Linked DNA regions of Homo sapiens: regions 2 and 3 are each linked to region 1. The links are chromatin contacts, found by Hi-C or POLR2A ChIA-PET in ENCODE. All regions are on one chromosome and are shown on one strand. Each heading gives the region's core, a stretch centred on a gene start or an enhancer-like site at or near the end of the contact. The rest is flanking DNA. Distances are from core to core; before and after follow the strand shown.

The links. A loop is a pair of places that touch in the nucleus more often than their neighbours do. ChIA-PET counts read pairs that join two places held with the same protein, here RNA polymerase II (POLR2A). Pooled maps may share reads with other maps.
Region 2: a loop to region 1 is called in a pooled map, with 4 times the contacts of the local background. The contact joins two enhancer-like sites. A Hi-C loop is called at or near these places in 4 of 168 maps with a recorded cell type or tissue (CD4-positive, alpha-beta T cell, CD4-positive, alpha-beta memory T cell, CD8-positive, alpha-beta T cell and 1 more), 16 of 37 single-sample maps with no recorded cell type and 15 of 50 pooled maps. POLR2A ChIA-PET finds 5 or more read pairs at or near these places in 11 of 52 experiments (CD4-positive, alpha-beta T cell, Caco-2, GM12878 and 7 more).
Region 3: a loop to region 1 is called in a map of CD14-positive monocyte, with 2.2 times the contacts of the local background. The contact joins two enhancer-like sites. A Hi-C loop is called at or near these places in 4 of 168 maps with a recorded cell type or tissue (CD14-positive monocyte, Caco-2 and naive thymus-derived CD4-positive, alpha-beta T cell), 27 of 37 single-sample maps with no recorded cell type and 13 of 50 pooled maps. POLR2A ChIA-PET finds 5 or more read pairs at or near these places in 8 of 52 experiments (AG04450, CD4-positive, alpha-beta T cell, Caco-2 and 4 more).

The regions. Positions count from the first base shown.
Region 1 is chr5:56,145,826-56,150,465 of GRCh38, forward strand. The region is part of intron 6 of ANKRD55 (ankyrin repeat domain 55); the gene reads right to left. It also overlaps the pseudogene RNA5SP184. Among named protein-coding and RNA genes, the nearest start is that of ANKRD55, 85 kb to the right of the region's middle. RefSeq lists a cis regulatory region at 2,645-3,145. Within about 2 kb of position 2,851, at least 4 of the 41 ENCODE cell types and tissues checked have a DNase peak (open chromatin) inside an H3K27ac peak, as active enhancers do; they include CD14-positive monocyte, CD4-positive, alpha-beta T cell and CD8-positive, alpha-beta T cell, where a contact is called at or near this core.
Region 2 is chr5:56,048,419-56,053,058 of GRCh38, forward strand. No RefSeq gene overlaps it. Among named protein-coding and RNA genes, the nearest start is that of IL6ST-DT, 56 kb to the left of the region's middle. Within about 2 kb of position 2,438, at least 3 of the 41 ENCODE cell types and tissues checked have a DNase peak (open chromatin) inside an H3K27ac peak, as active enhancers do; they include CD4-positive, alpha-beta T cell and CD8-positive, alpha-beta T cell, where a contact is called at or near this core.
Region 3 is chr5:56,068,744-56,073,383 of GRCh38, forward strand. No RefSeq gene overlaps it. Among named protein-coding and RNA genes, the nearest start is that of IL6ST-DT, 76 kb to the left of the region's middle. Within about 2 kb of position 2,613, at least 3 of the 41 ENCODE cell types and tissues checked have a DNase peak (open chromatin) inside an H3K27ac peak, as active enhancers do; they include CD14-positive monocyte and CD4-positive, alpha-beta T cell, where a contact is called at or near this core.

The DNA of each region.
Region 1 (4,640 bases), core at 1,601-4,100:
GAGGATATTTCAAGAAATTGGTTCCATATGAAAAACAATGCTGGTATAAAAGCAATGGAACTTCTTATTCTTATTCCAATAGCTGAATATTTACTTGGAAATCAGAATACCTCAGTACATTCTAATTGGTCCTCTTCATTTTTAACTGGGCACACTGGGGTTAGAAATCTAACACAAGGGAATTATATTTTAAAATTAAATTATATTTTAAAAATAATGCATGGATAGCCCGTTTCCCAGTTCTTAGTCCCATTTGCTTCATTGCAAATGAAGTGATGAAATGAAGTCATTGGCTTCATCACGAAGTGCCAAAACTTTTCAAGTTACTGGAGCGTAAGTTGCATGAGAGCAGGGCCTTTGTTTGCCAGTCTGAATTCCTAGATCCTAGAATGGTGCCAGGCACATTATAGATGCTGAGTAAACACTTATTAACGGAACGAATGACTTACTATGCTCCACTGATTTTTTTTTTTTTTTGAGATGGAGTTTCGCTCTGTCGCCCAGGCTGGAGTGCAATGGCGCAATTTCGGCTCACTGCAACTGCCACCTCCCAGGTTCAAGGGATTCTCCTACCTCAGCCTCCCAAGTAGCTGAGATTACAGGTGCCCGCCACCACGCCTGCCTAATTTTTGTAGTTTTTAGTAGAGACAGGTTTCACCATGTTGGCCAGGCTGGTCTCGAGCTCCTGACCTTAGCAGCCCACCTCAGCCTCCCAAAATGCTGGGATTACAAGAGTGAACCACTGCACCCGGCCGAATTTCTTCGTAAAAATTTGGCTTTGCTTTTTAAAATCATACACAGAAGAAAGGCAGAACATGACCTCTCCTTTATAGACAATGAACTTGTCTGATATGATCATTGTTACCAACTCATTAGCTGAAACTTGTCAGGATTTTTGATGAGTGCTCCAAACAATCTTGTCCTTTGTACTACTGTACTATCTCACATCCAATTACTAACCAGGCCTAACCCTGCTTAACTTCTGAGGTCAGGTGCGTTCAGGGTGGTTCTGGCCATAGACCACTGCACTGTCAAACGTGAGGTAGATGGCAATGAGTATATGCAGAAGTATGATTTAGAGATGTGGGAATTCAGTGCGAAAATGTGGTTGTGAATTAAACAATGGTAATGCAGTGTTAATTATTGTCTCCTAAATACAGTTTCAGACTTTAAGAGTTATTCTCTTTAAACAACCGCAAGAAACCCCCCCACAAAACCCAACTCTTGCATAGTTTGGTGAAGGGGTGGGGTGGGAGGAGTGCTATCATTTTTCATACACCTACTTGGTGCCAAGAGCTTTGTATATTCTATCTCATAGAATCTTTACATGATCCTAAGGGGTTAGTAGTTTTAAGCCTATTTTACAGGCAAGGAAACTGAAATACAGATTAAGTAATTTGCCTAAGGCCATTGACTGAGTCCATGGTAGAGCTAGGGTTCAATACTTGTTTCTCTGACTCTGGAGAAAAAAATGTTCTTTCCACACATCATGGTGGTAGAATTTCATTTTGGGAATGAGCTCAGATGCTAAAAAATTCCTTTCTTTGTAATTGTAGCTGGATTCAAGGTTGTCTTACTTTCTAAAATGATGGTTCTTACTAGTGTAAGGATTGGTACCCTATATTTTTGTTTCATTTGGCATTGCCTCAAGGGTCCTCCTGAAAGTGCAGTTGGCAAACATTTATTTTTATAAGATATATACACATACATAATACATATTCTCCCACCCAGTTCACCGTCACCACAAAACTTGAGAACATCTTGAAAATAACTGGTGATCCTCTGAATGGCTCCAAATCAAGACCCAAATTACTTCATTACTTTTCTAAATACTTGTGCAATATAAATGGGCTGTGAACACTCAGTCAAGTAAAGGGAAATTTCCTGCCGCTTTTTTTTCTTTTTCTTTTTTTCATTTGGGCTGATGAGAAATAAGAATAAATCCTCTTAGAGTTAATAATGTGAAAACCAAAGCTTTCAAAAGCAGCTCAAAGGCAGCGGTTGGTATTGCACACTTTATTTAGGAACATTTTCCTACAACTGCTTCCTTCTCCTTTCTTCTTCTTCTTTCTTCAACTTCTGTTGGGCCCGCAGAAATTGTAGTTGTCTTATGTTAAAATTCTGGTGACCAGTTAAGGGGCAAACATCAGGCTTAGCAATTGGTATCTGTACTAAGCAGTGACAGAAATCACGATTAAGCTGTGATGCACATAAAGGCAGATGCTGTGGCATATTCAGCATGGTATGCTCCCTGCACTGAGCACACAGTAAGTGTTCAAGAAATGCTTACTGGAAGAATTAATTAGTGAATTGCAGCTTATCAAAGATCACTTGGACTCATAGGGAATATAAAATCAGAGTCTGTTGGATAAGACAGCCATCTGTGTCCAAGTTATGGAGACCTTTCCAACCAGTTACTTCCTGGAGTTTCACTGAGGGATAAACTGAGCCTTCGAAGCATCTAGGAGCTGACAATCTAGCAGTCACTATCAGGCATGTTGCAACAAACACCCAGATGGCCCTGGTGACGGGAGAATTCTACTCTTCTGAAAATCAAAAAGTATTGATTGGCTCAAAGAGTGAGGAGGAACACATATTCAGTTAAAAATATAAGCTCTCCAGAATGTTTTGAGGGGAAATGTTAAGTTTTGGTTGACTTGGGATCTGATTTTAGATTGCTGATAAGACAAAATGTATGTTCTAACTGTTGGGTGCATAGTAGGGTTGCTTTGGAACAGTGTCTTGTGTTGATGAGTAATTCTGCGCCTTGAACCTGTGCCACCACAATTTCAGTTAAAGGCTTACAAGTCCTATCAGCTTCTCAGAACATTTTTTTTTTTTCAAAACCACTTTTGTGTTTTCTGAACCAGAAATCTGCTTTAGTGCTTAGCAGGTTTCATGTTTCAGAACTGTACTTTTAGAGTGTCTCTAGACAACACTGAAAGGCACACAGAGAGAAATGTTGATGTGGCTGGGTGCTTGGTTTGTTCCCCGTCTTGGTTGGCGGTTCGGGGTGGGGTGGTGGAGGGGGAGGGTTAAGAATTATAGCAGGTGTCTGCTGGCTGAGAGGTCAGTAAACAATTCCAGATGCTTTGAAGGATCTAGAATTTCCAGCAGCTTGGCTCTGGTTGACATTTAAAAATTAACATACTTAATCCTCTAATCATATATGATCACCCCCAACAAAAGTGATAGAGGGTCTCCCTTAGATAAAAAATTGGAATTAATATGTACTTTAAAAGTAGATCTAGTTTTAAAAACTAGATGGTGTTACAAGTACAGTAATGAAAGCCATTTTCTTTCATTTTTATTTGAAAAACAATCTTATACATCAGAAAGCTTAGTAAATTAATTCATTGTCTTTGTTTTGGAATTTCCTAAACTGAGTAGATAGACGGTGAGCATCACGATAGCCAAAGACTGTAACTGAAGGCCAAGAATACTCTGAGGTTGGATTTTAGGGCACTAGGAAGGGCTGCTAATAACGACACTCTTTAAAAACTCTCACTTTCTCCCTGTAATAATTATAAGAATAATATGTCTGACATTTTTAAAAAAAGACTTTAGAATGGGAGTTTTCATAATTTAAATCAGACAAGAAAAACAATAAAACGAACTTAGGCCATAGAAGTCTAGGAGCCAATTCTAACAAGAACAAACTTATAAAACAAAGCCTTCAGAATAGAAGCCTAAGTTGATAGATTTAATTTTCAACAAAAAAAGAACATCTACATTCTTCTGCACTAAACTGTGAACTCCATCATAGCAGGGATGAAGCCCACATGAGACATGGCAGGTACTGAACAAATATTTGTTGAATAATTAAAATAAAACAATCTTCCTGTTCCAAGGAGATCACCTTGGGAGGCTATACAATTATTCTACTCATTGCTCAAAATACTTTTGGGAGGTTTTTTTTTGGAAATTGCCACTAGAGCAAGAGCTCTATCCATGGATAGAAATAAGGATGTGTGAGTTTCATCAGAGAAATAATTACATCTTTATTTTCACTAACTTCTTTTTTTTTTTTTTTTGAGACGGAGTCTCATTCTGTCACCCAGGCTGGAGTGCAGTGGCACCATCTCGGCTTACTGCAACCTCCACCTCCTGGGTTCAAGAGATTCTCCTGCCTCAGCCTCTCTAGTAGCTGGGACTACAGGTGCGAGCCACCACGCCCGTTGAATTTTTGTATTTTTAGTAGAGATGGGCGTCACCATATTGGCCAGGCTGGTCTTGAACTCCTAGACCTCATGATCCGCCTGCCTTGGCCTCCCAAAGTGCTAGGATTACAGGCGTGAGCCACTGCGCCCGGCCTATTTTCACTAACTTCTAATTGAAATTTAACATCTTTTTCAATTATGAATATAGGCAACAACCCACAGTAGTATAAACAGTACCTGTGACTTTGCCACCTCTATAAATTATAGGTACAGTGCTATTACATTAGTGATTGCAGATCACTACATGTCTCACTACTTCAACAATTGTAGCAGTTTGTGCTCCTACCATCAAATCTTATTTAACGCATTAATAAACAACCTTATATGTTATTATCATAAATTTGGTCTTTAAAATGTTTTCTAGCCTTGGCAACATGGTGAAACTCTGCCTCTACAGAAAAAAAAAAAATTAGTTGGGTA
Region 2 (4,640 bases), core at 1,188-3,687, 98 kb before region 1:
ACCAAGGCAGTTCTTCACTAGAGAATTCATTTATAGGACATCACATTTGAAACCCTCTGAGGCCTATATGACATATGGCATATGTCTGTATTTCTCAAACTGATGTAAAATATATTCTTCGGACTGTGGGGCTTTATGCCTGGAAATTCCTGAAGCCACAAGCTAAAAACAACCTGGTTTTAGCTCAGAACAGTTCCCCCCAGGGCTGTGTCTGTGCTCTTCCCCTCCTTTTGGGGGAGTTGTTCCTTTGCACCCTACTGTTTTAATACACAACTTGAATCTTCTAAATATGATGGGTATGTTTGCATATGTATATTATATTAATTCTTTTAATTAATTAAAACTGAAATATGGGCCCACAAATCCACTGCTTGTGTAAAGAAACAAAAAAGAAGTGGAGAGGAAAAGTTTTCTTGTGGTCATAAGCTTTTCTTTTTTTCTTTTTTTTTTCTTTTTGAGACGAAGTCTAGCTGTGTTGCCCAGGTTGGAGTGCAGTGGCTCAAGCTTGGCTTACTGCAACCTCTGCCTCTCAGGTTCAAGTGATTCGTCTGCCTCAGCCTCCTGAGTAGCTGGGACTACAGGCGCCTATCACCATGCCCGGCTAATTTTTTGTATTTTTAGTACAGGCAGGGTTTCACCATGTTGACCAGGCTGGTCTTGAACTCCTGACCTCGTGATCTGCCCGCCTCAGCTTCCCAAAGTGCTGGGATTGTAGGCGTGAGCCACTGCACCTGGCCTACAAATATTTTTATTTTTATTTTTTTTGAGACGGAGTCTTGCTCTTTCGCCCAGGCTGGAGCGCAGTGGCGCGATCTCAGCTCACTGCAAGCTCCACATCCTGGGTTCACACCATCCTCCTGCCTCAGCCTCCCGAGTAGCTGGGACTATAGGCACTCGCAACCACGCTTGACTAATTTTTTGTATGTTTAGTAGAGACAGGGTTTCACTGTGTTAGCCAGGATGGTCTTGATCTCCTGACCTTGTGATCCACCCGCCTTGGCCTCCCAAAGTGCTGGGATTACAGGCATGAGCCACCGCACCCGGCTGCTCGTAGGCTTTTCAATCATCCTTTCCCTTGTCCTTCCTGCTTATATGAAACAAGAGGTGCCCTTTTCTTTCTAAGGTATTTAAGATCGTATTTAAGTTCAAAATATGGTCTGTCACAACCAAAAGAATTCTGATTCATACAATAAACATAGCAACTTTCCTGAAGAGTCATTTTTTACTATCAAATTTTTGCAAATCTCCCAATGTCATTTTTATTTTAAACCATAGATATACAGTTGTTACTCAATATCCATGATGGAGATTGGTTCCAGTACCCCCTATGCATACTAAAATCCATGATGCTCAAGTCCCTAATATAAAGTGGTGTTGTATTTGCATGCAATCTATGCAGATCCTCTTGTATTGATACAATGCAAATGCTATGCAAACAGTTGTTATGCTATATTGTTTAGAAATAATAAGAAGAAAAAAAGGTACCTACATGTTCAGTACACAGTACAGATGCAGCCATTGTTTTTTTTTTTTTTTTGAGACAGTCTTGCTCTGTTGCCCAGGCTGGAGTGCAGTGGCGTGATCTCGGCTCACTGCAGCCTCTGCCTCCTGAGTTGAAGCAATTCTCTGCCTCAGCCTCCTGAGTAGCTGGGATTACAGGCACCCACCACCATGCCTGGCTAATTTTTGTATTTTTAGTAGAGACAGGGTTTCACCATATTGGCCAGGCTGGTCTCGAACTCCTGACCTCGTGATCCACCTGCCTCGGCCTCCCAAAGTGATGGAATTACAGGCGTGAGCCACCGCGCCTAGCAGCCAACCATTTTTTTCCCCTGGAACATTTTCCATTGGCAGTTGGTTGAATTCATGGATGCAGAACCCATGGATATGGAGTGCCAATTGTATATTATTAAACAGAATGTCGGGATATGCTCTAGGTCCCCAGGGCTGTGCATTCCTACCTAGAGGCACTTAGGTGAGAAAGTTGGAGGACTGCTGTCACTGTTTTAAGCTTAAGACAGGGTCAAATTACTTTTTTCCTTCTTGTATATTCCTTCATGGGGGAGGAACTTTTGCTGGGAACCTGTGAAATGATGAGCTTTTTGTGCACTTTCTAGTTGGATGCATTTTTGAGATGTGGGGCAACAGAAGCAGGAGGCTGCAAGAGAGCAGCAACATCTGAAAAGTCTGCTGAGCCATCTGGCTTCAGGAGAATTTACTTAGTTTGCTTCCTGGAAGTTGTGATAAAATTTATAAATAATTTATAACACAAGGACTTCAAGAGAGGCATATTGGAAAACTCAGTGCTATCTCAAACTGTCTGGAGCAAATTATAAGCCTCAGCTATCTCCCCCACTACAAAAAAAAATGCAAGTTTTGAGTGGAAAGGAAACACTTGTAGCTCCATTTCCTCTCAGGCACAAGCAGCTCTAAAAAAAGAAGCAATGTGAACAGAGTGTCTCAGAAAGAGTTGCAGCTATTGTTTGCAAAGTAAGGAGGAAGCAAAGCAATAATATTAACAGAAATAGTTTGAAAATAGAGCAAGCAAGGAGAATTGCAAAGTAGAAAGTATACCTAAGGGGGTAGAAACATCAGATAGGATCTACCTCAAGGCATGGAGAGATCTTTGTTTGTTTCCTTTGTTCCACAGTTGAAATTATCTTTATCTTCCAATCTAAACATTGCCTACTTTTTGTTTCTTTTCTTCTTATTTTATGTGGGAGTTTCTATTTGAATTTTAGTCATGTTGTTTTGAGTGGATGATCAGCCACAGCAGGATATGCTTTTTTTTTTTTAAGTGAGATTAAACACGAGTTAGATGGTAATCAGTGAGGCTGGTTATATACATAAATATCTGCACATTATTTTAATGTTTTCCATAGTTGTAAATTTTCACAAAGAGATCCATGATTCTATGAGGAGTCTATTATAAAATATGCTATCTACTCACTTTGAATCTTGTCTAAGTTAACCTCTTTTCTTTTCTATAAAATAGGTATTGAACTTTATGAAAAGAACCAAAATGATCTTCACTGGAGTTGGTTAGGATCATTAGCTTTATCACATAAAAGCTTCTGGATTTTTTTGTTTATTTGTTTTTTATTTGGGGTTTATCTTTGTCTGTTTTCTGTTGCTTATACCAGAATACATGAAGCTGGGTAGTTGATTTAAAAAAAGGAATTTATTTTTTACAATTATAAGAAATGAACTTATTTCTTTTTTTTTTTTTGAGACGGAGTCTCGCTCTGTCGCCCAGGCTGGAGTGCAGTGGCGGGATCTCGGCTCACTGCAAGCTCCGCCTCCCGGGTTCACGCCATTCTCCTGCCTCAGCCTCCCAAGTAGCTGGGACTACAGGCGCCCACCACTACGCCCGGCTAATTTTTTGTATTTTTAGTAGAGACGGGGTTTCACCGTTTTAGCCGGGATGGTCTCGATCTCCTGACCTCGTGATCCGCCCGCCTCGGCCTCCCAAAGTGCTGGGATTACAGGCGTGAGCCACCGCGCCCGGCCATGAACTTATTTCTTATAAGGCTGGCAAGAAGGTCAAGCCTGAGGCTGACAAGTCCAAAGTCAAGAGGCTGAATCTGGTGAGGGCCTTCTTGCTGATGGGGACTCTCTGCAGAGTCCTGAGGTGGTACAGGGGCTGAGCATGCTAGCTCATCTTCTTCCTCTTCTTGTAAAGCCACCAGTCCCCTCTCATGAAAACTTGTTGATCCATTAGTCCATTAATCCATTAATCCCTCTTGACCCAAGCACCTCTTAAAGGCCTCAGCTCTCAATACTGTCACATTGGGGATTAAATTACAACACGAGGCCAGGTGTGGTGGCTCACACCTGTAATCCCAGCACTTTGGGAGGCCAAGTCGGGTGGATCATGAGGTCAGGAGATTGAGACCATCCTGGCTAACCTGGTGAAACCCCATCTCTACTAAAAATACAAAAAATTAGCTGGGCGTGGTGGCACACACCTGTAGTCCCAGCTATTTGGGAGGCTGAGGCATGATAATCGCTTGAACCCGGGAGGCAGAGGTTGTGGTGAGCTGAGATTGCATGATTGCACTCCAGCCTGGGCAATAAGAGTGAAACTCCGTCTCAAAAAAAAAAAAAAAAAAAAAAAAAAATTACAACACAAGCTTTGGAGAGGATAGATATTCAAACTATAGCAGGACTGATCTTAAAAATCAGTTGCTAAACATTATGTTTTGTTAAACATGTTTCAGTTGTTCAACATGTTTTGTGCTAAATTCATAGATTGTATTTTGATCACATCAGTGGGAATGACTTTCATATCAATGGATCAAGATTAATTTGATGAGATAAAGTATAACTCATTTTAAAGAAAATTCTAAAGTCACTACATATGGTGTGGTGATTTCAGCTTGGCAAACACTAGAACAAAACCATTATGTAGCCAATGCCCTGTGGTCTGTCATATACTCAAATACATACCATATGTGTTGTGTCAGCATGCCAGATTACTTTTGTACCTCTACTCTGTGGAAAATATTCAAATGCTATGATAATGACCAGATAAATAGTAATGATAAGTCAATGAGTCCCGAGTGTCCAAAGTGTAACTTGAATGGATTAAAGAATAACTAGGTTGTCTAACATCATCCTGATATGGACAGGAGGCAGGG
Region 3 (4,640 bases), core at 1,363-3,862, 77 kb before region 1:
GGCCACTGCTTTCCCCACCCTAACGTCTGTCCTTGCCTGCTTCTTCCAGGAGGTCTTCTGTGCCCACAAACATAGCTCAAGTCTTGAAGCACATCCAGGGGGTTTGAGCCTCCCCCTCCCACGGTCAGAATCTCTTTCCTGTCTGAATTACTTGAGATGCCACTTGTAGGGCCAGAGTGCCTTCACACTCTTCCAGACTTGAGAACCTTCCCTGAAACTTCATTTGTATCCACTTGAACCTGGGTACACGGGATTGATATCCTACGTGCAACTGGGATCCTGCAGGTGCCCTTAGAGCATCAGGGCTTTATTAGAAATGAGGGTGGGGAGAGATACAGGGAGCGTAGATTCTGAGTGTGGCAAAGATGGGTTAGAAGCAGTTGTCATCATTAATATTCTCTGAGGTTAGTGACAAAATGCTGGCACACTTGACACTCCCAGTGAGCAGGCAGAAGTATGAGTGTGAACAAGGCAAGTGGGAAGGAACAGGCAGATAACATCAGGTCACAGTCACCTTCTTTCTTTCTTTATTTTTTTTTTCTGAGACGAAGTCTTACTTTGTCACCCAGGCTGGAGTGCAGTGGCACAATCTTAGCTCACTGCAACCTCTGCCTCCCAGGTTCAAGTGATTCTCCTGCTTTCAGGCTCCTGAGTAGCTGGGTTTACAGGCACCTGCCACGACGCCTGGCTAATGTTTGTATTTTTGGTAGAGATGGGATTTCACCATGTTGGCCAAGCTGGTCTCGAACTCCTGACCTCAGGCAGTCACCTTCTTTCAAAATCTTTTTTTTTTTTTTGGTGTGGTATGCAAAGATTTTTTGCTACAAATCCAGATACCCATGATAAAACTATAACCAGAAAGCCTTTATGAATGGTTTATTAAATCATATCCCTACTCTCTCAGGAAAGGATATATAAAATGTAACAACATATCAAGAATAATAATTAGAAATAAAGGAATAAAATGGAGTCAGGAATGTGACTACAAAAACACACCATAATTACTAGGCATGACCTGGCTGCAGATTTAACTTTGGGCTTACTAACAAACAATTCAAAGTGAGAACTGTGGCTGGTTATACAATTCACATAGTTGATAAGATTAAAAGGCCAGTGGCCCAAAAGAAGTACAATCATTCCTGGAACGAAGACTAGAAAAATTCTTTGGAGAGCCCCTGGGAAAAAGACAGGGTGAAATGTTGAGTAACGTGCTCAACTATATCCTTAGAGGAGATTCAGTGACAAGCTCTTTCTAACAGCATCTCTTGGTCTGGCAAATTCCTGGGACAGGGTGGGTAGAGGTGGTGGTTTCTTTGAAGTATCGGTCTGTGTCCATAACTTTGAAGAACCACAAACATACTGCCAGTTTAGGACATGTCAATGTTTTAGTAAGGAAAAAATATAACAGTCTATTTTCTAGTAGAAAGAGAAAGCCCTCCCTTCAAAGCCCTAATATCACTGATTCCCTGCCAACACACACACACACATACACACACACACACACCTCTAAATGTTCAATCCATAGCTTGGCTGAATGAAGGAAATGTTTTAATGTAATATGGGAGCCACCAATTAAGGAAATGAGGACCTGAGAGTAGGCAATAAATTGAAATTAAAATTATTCATTCTTAAATAATGGTGGAGCCAGATTTTATGTGAGGCCTGAAGCTTATACAATTTTAGGCGCTCTCTTTAAGGAAAAGAACATACAGTTCTGAACATAAAAGATGGTATGAAAATAAATATATGGAAAGAGGAAATAAATCACAACAAATGACTGGAGCCACAGAGATCTACATCCTTTTCTTCTGAGATTAAGTACTTTACCAGAAATGCTTACAGAGAAACAGTTCCTGATTGTAACCTGCTATCCCTTTCCTACCAGCAACTAACCCCCAGCACTAGCGGGGGCCTGTGCAAGTGAGGCCCCCCACCTAAGCTTAAGTTTCATTAATTCACGGCTATGTAGAAAATCGTCTCAATTCCCATACCGAGTCCATCATCATTTCCTAGAAGACTAAGCCTCTTCCTTCTCCTTGATACTGCACACTTTGAACTGCTGTTGATAAGATCCCAAATAAATCAATGCCTTTATTTCTTTGAAAATGACTTCATATCCATCTGGAAGAAATAATAGCTCCCAGTCTCATTCTTTTTAAAGTGATCATGTGTCCCCATTCAGCATGCAGGGCTCTAAATTTGGGTATCCTTGGCTGTCATGTGACAGAATTTCCCTAGAAGTGTTTTGGGACTAAACGGGAGGAATGTGAGATTTGCTCTGTTTTGTAAAGCAAACAGCAGGAAGTTGGGAAAGTCTGATAAATCTGAATGCATTTTCTGTACTATCTTGTCCTCTATTCAACTCAATTTTATTTTTTCTTCTTGGATGAGGAGCCATAATCAGGTTTCCATTGACAACCTGTGAAAATGTTGACTACAGTTTTGTAACTGAGTTGAAAGCAGAAAAGCCAGATGGAAAAACAATCTCCAACCTGAAAAGTAAAAAGCAAAATGTACTTCTAGAAAAATATTGCACGTGACTTGGAGAAAAATTAGAATAGGATCTGCCTATTTTAAAATGAAACCTCAAGCATGTGGTTTAGGCTTAGGGTGTTTCCTCTTTTTTTCTTGTAATTTTACTCTGAGATTGAAGCAGTGTTGGCATATTTGCCACACAATAGGTTTCCTGTAGTAGGAGGAAAGAGTCATAGGTTGAGTTTATATGAAAAAAGGCAAGGCCCGCTGATGATCATTTAACACAGAATGTAAAATGATCAGATTTTTTAAAAGTAAAATATCAGTTGAACGTAGGAAGATTCCCCAATATGCTATGGTGCCTTGTAGTAACTGAGTCCTTGCAGCTGCTTCCTGGCAGTGATTCCCTCCCAGACCTCCAAAAGGTTGTATGTGCTGGGGAACCAGGTAAGTGTGAATACCCAGTAGGGACAGGGCTCTGATCCAGGGCTGGAAGGCAGCGCCTGGGATCCTCAGGGCTGATTTAACAACCTTCTGATCCATGGGTCTCTGGGGAAACATTTTAGAATTGACATCTTTGCTTGGAGACCACAGAGCTGCCGATAAGAACATAGCAAGCTTATCCACAAATGTGTTTTTATAGGAAATTTTGTGTGGGAAAGAAATGGGGAGGAATATACAAGAAGAAAAGAAAGAAGGAAGGGAAAGCAAACTAAGCTCAGGTCCAACGTAGGGAGAAGAAACACTTGTTAATTGTTTTGAGGCATACAACTACAATGAACTCTCAGTAAGTCAGAATAGTCTCAAAGAGATCTGATCTGAATTAAAATGTAAACTAGACAATAATTTTAAAGGTAAATATAAATTTATTATTTTAAAGCATACTCCTTAATACTTAAATAGCTGAGAAAACAAGTAGAAATCCTCCTGGGATTGCTCAAATGCCTTAAGGAAAAAAATTGTAATGAGGACAATTAATTGTTCTTATCTAAATAGGTGCTGCTAAAACTACTTTAAGTATTTGAAAACTTCGTTTCCTTAAGAAGCTAAACATGATTTCAGCATTTGCTTTGCAAATCTTATTTTTCAAAATATTGCTTTGGCAGATTTTGGCTTTCTACTGAAATTATAAATTATTCTGTACTCTTTTAGCAGGGTGAGAAAGAATGTGGTCTTATTCCATGTGGGATAGATTAGTATACTGTAGCCATATATGTACTAGGCTCTGTACTGATGTCTCTCTTTTTTTTTTTTTTTTTTTTTGAGATGGAGTCTCCCTCAGTCTCTCAGGCTGGAGTGCAGTGGCGCCATCTCGGCTCACTGCAACCTCTGCCTCCCTGTTTCAAGCAATTCTTCTGCCTCAGCCTCTCAAGTAGCTGGGATTACAGCGCCCCCACCACCATGCCTGGCTAATTTTTTTGTATTTTTAGTAGAGACAGGGTTTCACCATGTTGGCCAGGCTGGTCTCAAACTCCTGACCTTGAGCGATCCACCCGCCTCAGCCTCCCAAAGTGCTGGGATTACAGGCATGAGCCACCGCGTCCAGCTTGGATTTCTATTTGTGTTTTTTTTTTTGGCATATGTTTTTTGAGATTAAAAATTTTTTTTGAATTGGTAAAACATTTGAAAGAAATTGAAGAAACCCAGTAAAACATTTAAAAGAAATTAAAGGGCATGAAGTGAGATGTACATAAAATAAGTCTCCTTTCCATTCTTGTTCCCTAACCTTTTTCCCCAGAGTCCCCCATGGCTCACCAGTTTCTTATGTGTGCGTTTTAAGATATTGTGCTGAACATTTAAGATATAATATCTCATTTAATCCCATGTGGTAATTGACTACATATTGTCATCTTCATTTAATAGATGAGGTAACTGAAGCACAGAGCATACTTGCCCCAGATCACAAGGAAATAAGAGAACCAGGATCAGAACCCGTGCCAGTGCATCACTGCTTTACATCCTCCGCATTATCTTCACTCCAGATGGCCACAAAGCCTGGTCTCTACTTTCTTGTCCCCACCCCTCTGCTTGTTTAAATTTGACTCATGCTTTAAGGCCTTGTTTAGAATAATGACAGCATTTACTGAGTGCTCACTATGTGCCAGGCACTTACATACACTATCTTATTTAACCTTCATAATAGCCTTAGGAGGTAAGTAAGTATT